Linked DNA regions of Homo sapiens: region 1 is linked to region 2. A link is a loop called in an ENCODE intact Hi-C map of the cell type or tissue named here. Cell type or tissue: CD4-positive, alpha-beta T cell. All regions are shown on one strand.

What was found. A loop is a pair of places that touch in the nucleus more often than their neighbours do. Peaks named below come from ENCODE experiments on the same cell type or tissue, not always from the same donor. Only the 100,000 strongest peaks of a DNase experiment are listed, where the experiment ranks them.
Region 1: it touches region 2 in a loop (25-fold over the local background); 3 of 110 quality-filtered maps call a loop at or near these places.

What each region holds. Positions count from the first base shown.
Region 1 is chr15:24,165,522-24,169,521 of GRCh38, reverse strand. It overlaps PWRN2 (Prader-Willi region non-protein coding RNA 2), which reads left to right. Exons shown (of 2, transcript NR_152824.1): 2 at 627-4,000. The region is part of intron 2 of LOC105370732 (a long non-coding RNA gene); the gene reads left to right. It also overlaps a transcript of LOC105370733 not described here. Among named protein-coding and RNA genes, the nearest start is that of PWRN2, 2.4 kb to the left of the region's middle. In CD4-positive, alpha-beta T cell, no CTCF peak of the experiment used is centred here; no DNase peak of the experiment used is centred here.
Region 2 is chr15:24,550,594-24,554,593 of GRCh38, reverse strand. No RefSeq gene overlaps it. Among named protein-coding and RNA genes, the nearest start is that of PWRN1, 5.6 kb to the left of the region's middle. In CD4-positive, alpha-beta T cell, no CTCF peak of the experiment used is centred here; no DNase peak of the experiment used is centred here.

The DNA.
Region 1 (4,000 bases), 390 kb after region 2:
TGCTTAATGTTGTTTATGTGAAAAAAAGCTTAACAGCATATGGGATAAGTATTTAGGCAGTCCTGACTCCAACCCCTCTGCCCTTTTTATCTGCCTAATTTACCATTTAATTTGTTGCCATTCGGTTACCATCTACTAGGGTACTAAGGACAGCAGAACATGGACTTGGGATGAAGTTGATGTGCTGGTGGGCCGGGGCAGGGGGTGGAGCGGGGGCAGGGTGGTGGTGGGGGAGTGCTGTGCTAGCTGGTGCTAATCACTAGCCTGCCCAACTAGTTTATTCTCTGGTCTCTTTGGCTGTCCCAGCTGTGTGGTGAGATTTCCACAAGTCTTCCTTTTAGGACCATGAGTGGTATTAATTGCACTGCTTATATGAAGCTAGAAACGTCTTTCCAACCCATAGAGGTCTGGTTGAAGGATATGAGCAGTGCAGAACAGAAGAGAGACAACAAATAAAAGTTGTCATCACTGTTTCACAGGGATGAGCAGTATGGACATAGAAACCACGTCAGGAGGGGAAACAAGGTCTCTATCACCTCTGGGAGGCCCCTGGGGCATACCCTAGCTAACTGTAGAGCCTATAGCTATCAGCCCATGACTAACAGAAAAATGGTCTATTATTGCAGTGCTGTTTGGACTGTGGACAAGTTAGGTTATAAATTTTGACCTCTGAATGGACGCAACCAATATTAGCCTTTAATGCAGTTAGACTCATTTTGTCAGAGGTCTGGAAAATTAGGAAAAACTACCATATGTCCAAGCCTTCATGCTTTTCGAAAATCAGGATTCATACCATGAGGGAAGATGCCAGCTGCTAGCTATACCAAAGGACAGAATGGAAAAAAGGCTCTTCACAAGCCAGAGAGCCAAACTCAGGCAGAAAGCAATGAAGAAGAATTAGGACTTTTAAATGTCCTACACCCAAGCTGTTTTAGCAGCTCCAACCACCACAGCCAGAACGCACCTGGCCTCTGCTCCACCTCAACAGCTCCCACTGCAGTACCACCATACGGGGCCCTTAGCACTGGCCTCTGCGTTGGACCGGATTGCCTTGATGCTACCAAGTGAGGCATCAGACCAATAAGAGGGAGCTACTCTGCCGCCTCAGTATAATGAGAGAACAGAGACGGCCTCTCCCTCCAGTGCTTGACAGGGAACATGATTTAGCAAGGAATTGCCATGGCCGGAGCAAAGGAATTACCGTTTACAGGGATGGCCATGGGTGGCTTGGATGAGAGTGGGCAACCTGTCAGACATTACTGGACATCCAGCCCATTTTCAACATCTAACTTGTGAAATGGAAAAACTCCACCCCACTTTATACAATGGATCCCCAGAAAATGACTGATCTCTATGTGTCTATCTGTGCTACCCACCAGCGTACCTGAGCAGATGTGTAGTCTCTCCTAAATATGTTTCTGACTGCAGACCAAAGAAGGTCCAGAGTCTTGGTGCCTCCATGAAACAAATCCAAATACCCCAAACCTGAAGGGACCATTCTGGATGCAAACCCTAATTGGGGCTCCAATTGATAAGGGGACATGGCCCATCTGGAATATTCACAAACATTCTTCCTGTTTGGACTCAGGAAAGGGGTACCAAAACAGGAAGCCTCACTAGGAATGACCCCTTCCCCGCTCCAGAGACAAAGAAACAGAAGTTTCAACCATAAACGTGGAATGAACAAGGAAGCCTCTGCATCAGAAAAATCGAGGCAAGCCTCTGGAACACAGCCAGTGTGCCTAGTGTAAGGAGAAAGGCCACTGAAAGGATGACTGTCCCAAAAGAAAGGACCAAGGGGCCAGAAAAAGGAGGAATATGATGAGGAAAAAGCTCAAAGTCAAATCATGGAGCAGGGTCACTGCTCTGACCACAGAGAGTGATGCCTGGGGACTCTCCTTAATCACTCAGAGACAATTAAAATTTCCCCACAGGAACCCTGGGTACAACTGACAGTGAGGAAAAAGTTAATTGATTTCCTGGTTGATACTGGGCAAACTATTCAGTTTTAACACTTTATGAGCAAAAAGCACCAAAATGATTGTACCTGTGATAGGAGTTGCAAGAATAATGCAACAAAAGGCTTTCCTACAACCTTTAGAATGCAAACTAGAAAGTTTGGACCTAAGGCACTGCTATTTCTATATGTAAGAATGCCCAATTCCCTTGCTGGGAAAAGACCCATTATGCAAATTAAATACTCAAGTAATTTATCCCCAGAGAAACAACTATGGCTGCAGGTCCTGCTAAAGCAAGCACTGCAACTAAGATGTTACTCACTTGCCTTAAGAAGAAACAAGAATTCTCCCTCAGAAGTCTATGAGAGAGTGCGTAATTGTGAATAGGCAGAAGGAATCCCAGGAAAAACAAGAAATATACAGTGAGTGCATATAGAAAAAATAGAAGGGGCTACTGTGACCTGGGCGGCGGGGAGGAGGCGAATAAAAAAATCAGTATACATTAAGAAAGGAAGCCTTAGAAGGAATACAGCCTGTCTTTCAAAAATTTGAGAAGTGGACTGATTCATCCTTGCAGATCCCCATATAATAGCCCTATCGTGCCTGTAAGGAAGCTACACTTCTACAAATATCAATTTGCCCAAGACCTGAGAACCGTTAATAAAATAGTCTTGGATATTCACCCAGTGGTGCCTAACCCAGATACTCTACTGACTGCTATATATAGACATTATGAATGCTTTTCAGTGCTAGATCTGAAAGATGTTTTCTTCTGCATTCCAATTGAAGAAAAGACCCAACAATTATCATTATTATTTTTAATGACAGGACCGAGAGACTAAAACAACCTTTCAATACTGTTAGACAGTGGGGTCTCAATGTGTTAAAAAATGCACCAACAATTTTTGGGGAAATACTGGCAAAAGACTTAGGAGACCTACAACAAGATTAAGAAGCCTGGCTACAACACATAGATAATTAATAGCCAGCCACAACTATAGGAAATGCTTAGCTGATGTCATTTTAGTTCTAAATCACCTGGTACAATATGGATACAAAGTATTCCCAAGAAGCCCCAAATATGTAAGTAGAAAGTAACCTGTCTTGGCTTTAGGTTAAAGCAAGGCCAAAGGAGCCTGGTCTGGTAAAAAAAAAAAACAAAAAACAGGCAATAGCAGCCATAAAGCTCCAGAGAATGGGGGCAACCATGGGGATTCTTAGAAAGGGTTAGCTTCTGCCAGATTTGATTCCTAAGTTTGGACTAATGACTAAAACACTTTATGAATCCTTAAAGGATTCACTAGACTCAGAGGCCCTTCTCTGGACATCTAAAGGTCAACAAACATTTTATACCATCAAAGAAAAGCTGATATCACCCCCTGCACTGGGATACCAAATTCCCAAAAGCTGTTCAAACTCTATATCCAAGAGAAACAAAGCATAGGTGTGGGTTGTGCTAATGCAAATGCTGGGAGATGCCCCACAATCCATGGCCTATTTCTCTAAACAATTACACCAAAGATTAAGGGATGGCTCCCCTTCCTCTGGGCAAGAGCACCCACTGTGAAGTCCTACAGGAAGTAGAACAATTTACTCTGGGACAGCCAGTTACCTTGTTTGTACCCCATCAGGTGCTGACTCTGCTAGAACAAACGGGAGGCTACTGGCTCACTGTGGGGTGAGTGGGCAGATACCAGGCCATCCTCTTATATGATCCAAATATCACCCTACAAACCACCATGGCTCTAAACCCTGCCACACTGCTCTCAGCCACTGAACACAATCCTGGGTTAAAGCATGACTGTAAATCCTTGATGCAGCTTATTCAAGCATGCTGAACCTGTCAAACTAGACAATGAGTGCTCTGGACTTGAACTACACTGATGGGAGCAGCTTAATGAAAGATGTGCACAGAGCCGGATGTGCCACTGTGACTACCAAAAGGGTAATAGTAGTCCATACCCTTCCTGCAGCTACCTCCGCACAAAGAGCTGAGTTAATTGCTCTTACCTGAGTCTTTAGAACTGTCCCAGGAAATGGGA
Region 2 (4,000 bases):
AGGTTAAAGCAAGGCCAAAGGAGCCTGGTCTGGTAAAAAAAAAAAAAAAAAAAAAAAAAAAAAAACAAAAAGCAGGCAATAGCAGCCATAAAGCCCCAGAGAACGGGGGCAACCGCGGGGATTCCTAGAAAGGGTTAGCTTCTGCCAGATTCGATTCCTAAGTTTGGACTAATGACTAAAACCCTTTATGAATCCCTAAATGGACTAGACTCAGAGGCCCTTCTCTGGCCATCTAAAGGTCAACAAACATTTTATACCATCAAAGAAAAGCTGATATCAGCCCCCACACTGGGATACCAAATTCCCAAAAGCTGTTCAAATTCTATATCCAAGAGAAACAAAGCATAGGTCTGGGTGTGCTAATCCAAATCCTGGGAGATGCCCCACAATCCATGGCCTATTTCTCTAAACAATTACACCAAAGATTAAGGGATGGCTCCCCTTCCTCTGGGCAAGAGCACACATTGTGAAGTCCTACAGGAAGTAGAACAATTTACTCTGGGACAGCCAGTTACCGTATTTGTGCCCCATCAGGTGCTGACTCTGCTAGAACAAACAGGAGGCTACTGGCTCACTGTGGGGTGAGTGGGCAGATACCAGGCCATCCTCTTACATGATCCAAATATCACCCTACAAACCACCATGGCTCTAAACCCTGCCACACTGCTCTCAGCCACCGAACACAATCCTGGGTTAAAGCATGACTCTAAATCCTTGATGCAGCTTATTCAAGTATGCTGAACCTGTCAAACTAGACAATGAGTGCTCTGGACTTGAACTACACTGATGGGAGCAGCTTAATGAAAGATGTACACAGAGCCAGATGTGCCACCGTGACTACCAAAAGGGTAATAGAAGTCCATACCCTTCCGGCAGCTACCTCTGCACAAAGAGCTGAGTTAATTGCTCTTACTTGAGTCTTTAGAACTGTCCCAGAAAAAGGGATTCTGATTCCATACATGCATTCCTGGTAATGCACGCCCATCGGGTGTTTTGGAAACATAGAGGAGGCTGCTTGAAATGAGAAAATACGGACATTAAACACCCAAAAGAAATTCTGGCCCTAGTAGAGGCAACTGACTTGCCTGCCACTGCATCATGCACTGCCCCACCACCAGAGATAATTCACAACCAAAGGTAACCAGGCAGCTGGCAAAGCTGCAAAATGAGCTGCTCGGGAGGCACAGGTCTGGGACATGAATACTCCATTTGGAATTACTAGGTTTTAAACCCCATTACACCGAACAAGATCCCAAACGTGCCCAAGCCAGGGGTTTGAGAAAAGGGATTCCAACTCCCCCTGGAAAACTGACACTCACAGGATGATGAAACCCCAAGGCCTTGGTTTATCCAATCTCAAAACATCTACATGAAGGAACGTACTATGGGAGTGATGTCCTCGCCAACCTAGTGCAACCACATCTCAGTAGCCCACAATTCCAAGATATCATTCAGAAAATTACACACGGATGCATCTTGTGCACTACAAACAATCCCAAGATGGAATGTAGCCCTCCTAAAAAGGGGATATAGTACAAAGGGCTGAGTCCCTTCAAAGACTGAAAGGTGGGCTTCACTCAGATGTCTACCTGGTTATGTGAGCCAAGGAAAGATCTGAAGTTATTAATAAGAGAAAAAGGAGGAGAGTTAAGCGATACACTTTTATCAACATGAAGTTCTCAATAAATTCTAGAGTAGTAAGTATATACTTGATCTTTGCTGAAACTACCTGCATGGGTGTAGACAGGGGCTTTCCTCCAAAACGAAACAGACTGCTGGGTCTGTGGGGGAGGTACCCCTTTCTCCTCTGCTGACTTGCCATTGCACATCCAAGCAAGCACCTCGAGCACTTGGAGTTATGTTTATACGTAGGACAAGAGTAAGAATTCTCACCCATTTCCCATCTATGACTACAGTACCACTCACCATGAGTGCTCCACTTTTGGGGAAACCTGGAAACATATCTTCCATCTGGCTCATAAGCAGGTTAATATCACCCCCTCTATAGACTATGCTGTACATGACAACATAGGATGGCTGATGATGGTGCAAATTCAGGCAATGGGTCATGCACCTCTACACATCCAAAAACACAAGAGCAACACACCCCACACTAGCAGCCAGGCTAAGGGATGGTTACCTCTTAGTAATGTGGCCAAACCCATCAACTGACTAATCATATGTGGCTAGGATGGCAAAATAGTATCAAGCTACATGGTGGGGCCTATCCTTTCTCCTGGAGTTAGCTATGGGTCTGAGGCAGTCATAGCTGGTCTTACTTACCTTACAGCTGGACCGGCAGATACACCTGGGGTGCCCTTACCTACCAGGACACATCCTGTCCCATCTGGACTCTCTCCCTGACGACTGGGAAAATGTGAAGGACAGACAACACCATCAAAAATGGGCACCCTGTTGGTTCTACTCACTAGCTGTCTTTTCCTCCCAGACAGCAAACATAGATGTAGAATTATAAGTAGATAACCTAAGTATAGAGCTGCTGCCTGTAATAACACCTAACCCAACATTACCCTTCTCACTGAAAACACTCGCAGATTAGACAAGTGGCTGTATAGAACCCCATGGCCTTAGATATCCTAACTGCAGCCCAGTGGGACACTTGTGCATTAAGACTGAATGGTGCATAAATACACCAGATTATTCTCACGATATAATCCAAGCTATGCATGCACTGAATACTCATATTTCTGCTATAAATGTCCTCTCCCAGGATCCCACAATATCATGGTTTAGTCGACTTCCAGGTCCATGGAAGACTCTCATATACAGTATAATTGGTATTCTGCTCCCTGTTCTGTTTGGTTGCTGTAGTTTTTGTCACTTTTCAAGATCTGTATGGAGATGCAGGAAAAACTTTCCCAGAAACTTTTGGTTCCCCACACTATAATGCTCTAACACATTCTCACATTAGTCTGGGAACCCACGAATATTTCCAACTCCAGGTAAACAGATTCCAATCTGATACCCTCTAACTGTGCCCCTTTTCAGCAGGAAGAAGCTAGATGGACTGTGTTGCCACTTTCCTTGGAAATGGAATGGTCTTTTATGGTGAAGGATTGTAATTGAGTCATATAGCTTCAAAATACATTTAAGTTTTTTCTTTCTCCTTTTTTTTCTTCCCAGTCTCAAGATGTAACCTTGAAGCAAACTGCAGAAGCCATTGCTTTAGTCTTCAAGTAGAACCATGAAATATACTTTGGAACCACACCCCCTTCGGTTTCCCACTGTACACGTCCATGCCTTATACACATTTACCTAACTGTATGCTGGCTAAACTCACACCATGCATACTTATCTAACTATATGCCTGTCAAAAAATACCAGAGGCTAATTTAAAATGAACCAAACATAAAGGCCCAGCTGTGGAATTGTCTCTCTCTTAAAGATTGCCTCAGGATGGATATCTACAGCCTGGAACTATCAAGATGGTATCAGTCTGTCTCGAGTAAGACACAGACTCCCTGAATCTGCACATCACCTGCATGCCTCCCATGTAATGCGTCACGCTTCCCTTTCTTTAAACCCCTGCCCTCTGCCCAAAATTTTGAACTGGTCTATAGAGGTGTAATCCAGCCATTTCCCTACTGCTGAATTTGAAAAATAAAGTCACTTTCCTTTGACCCTGCACGTCCTCTTTGTCATTGCTTTTGCATGCATAGAACAGCTGGACCTGCACTCAGTTACATGTGTATCATAAGAGGAATGGAATATGGCATTTTTCTCCCTGACTGCCAATGACTACATGGAAACAGGGGTGCCTCATCTTCTGTATTATGGTATATTATTGAAGAAATAGACTTATACTTTCACATAAGCTGATCAACTCCATTTACCCTCTAGCTAGCAGTGGAGGCAAAAACAACTCAATCTTGAAAGCTAATTCACCATGTTGACTTCTGATTAACCCCTGTTCTGGGACTGCCTCTAAGCTTTCTGTATAAATATTTTTTTCCTTTATATGCACACTGGGGGATAAGAT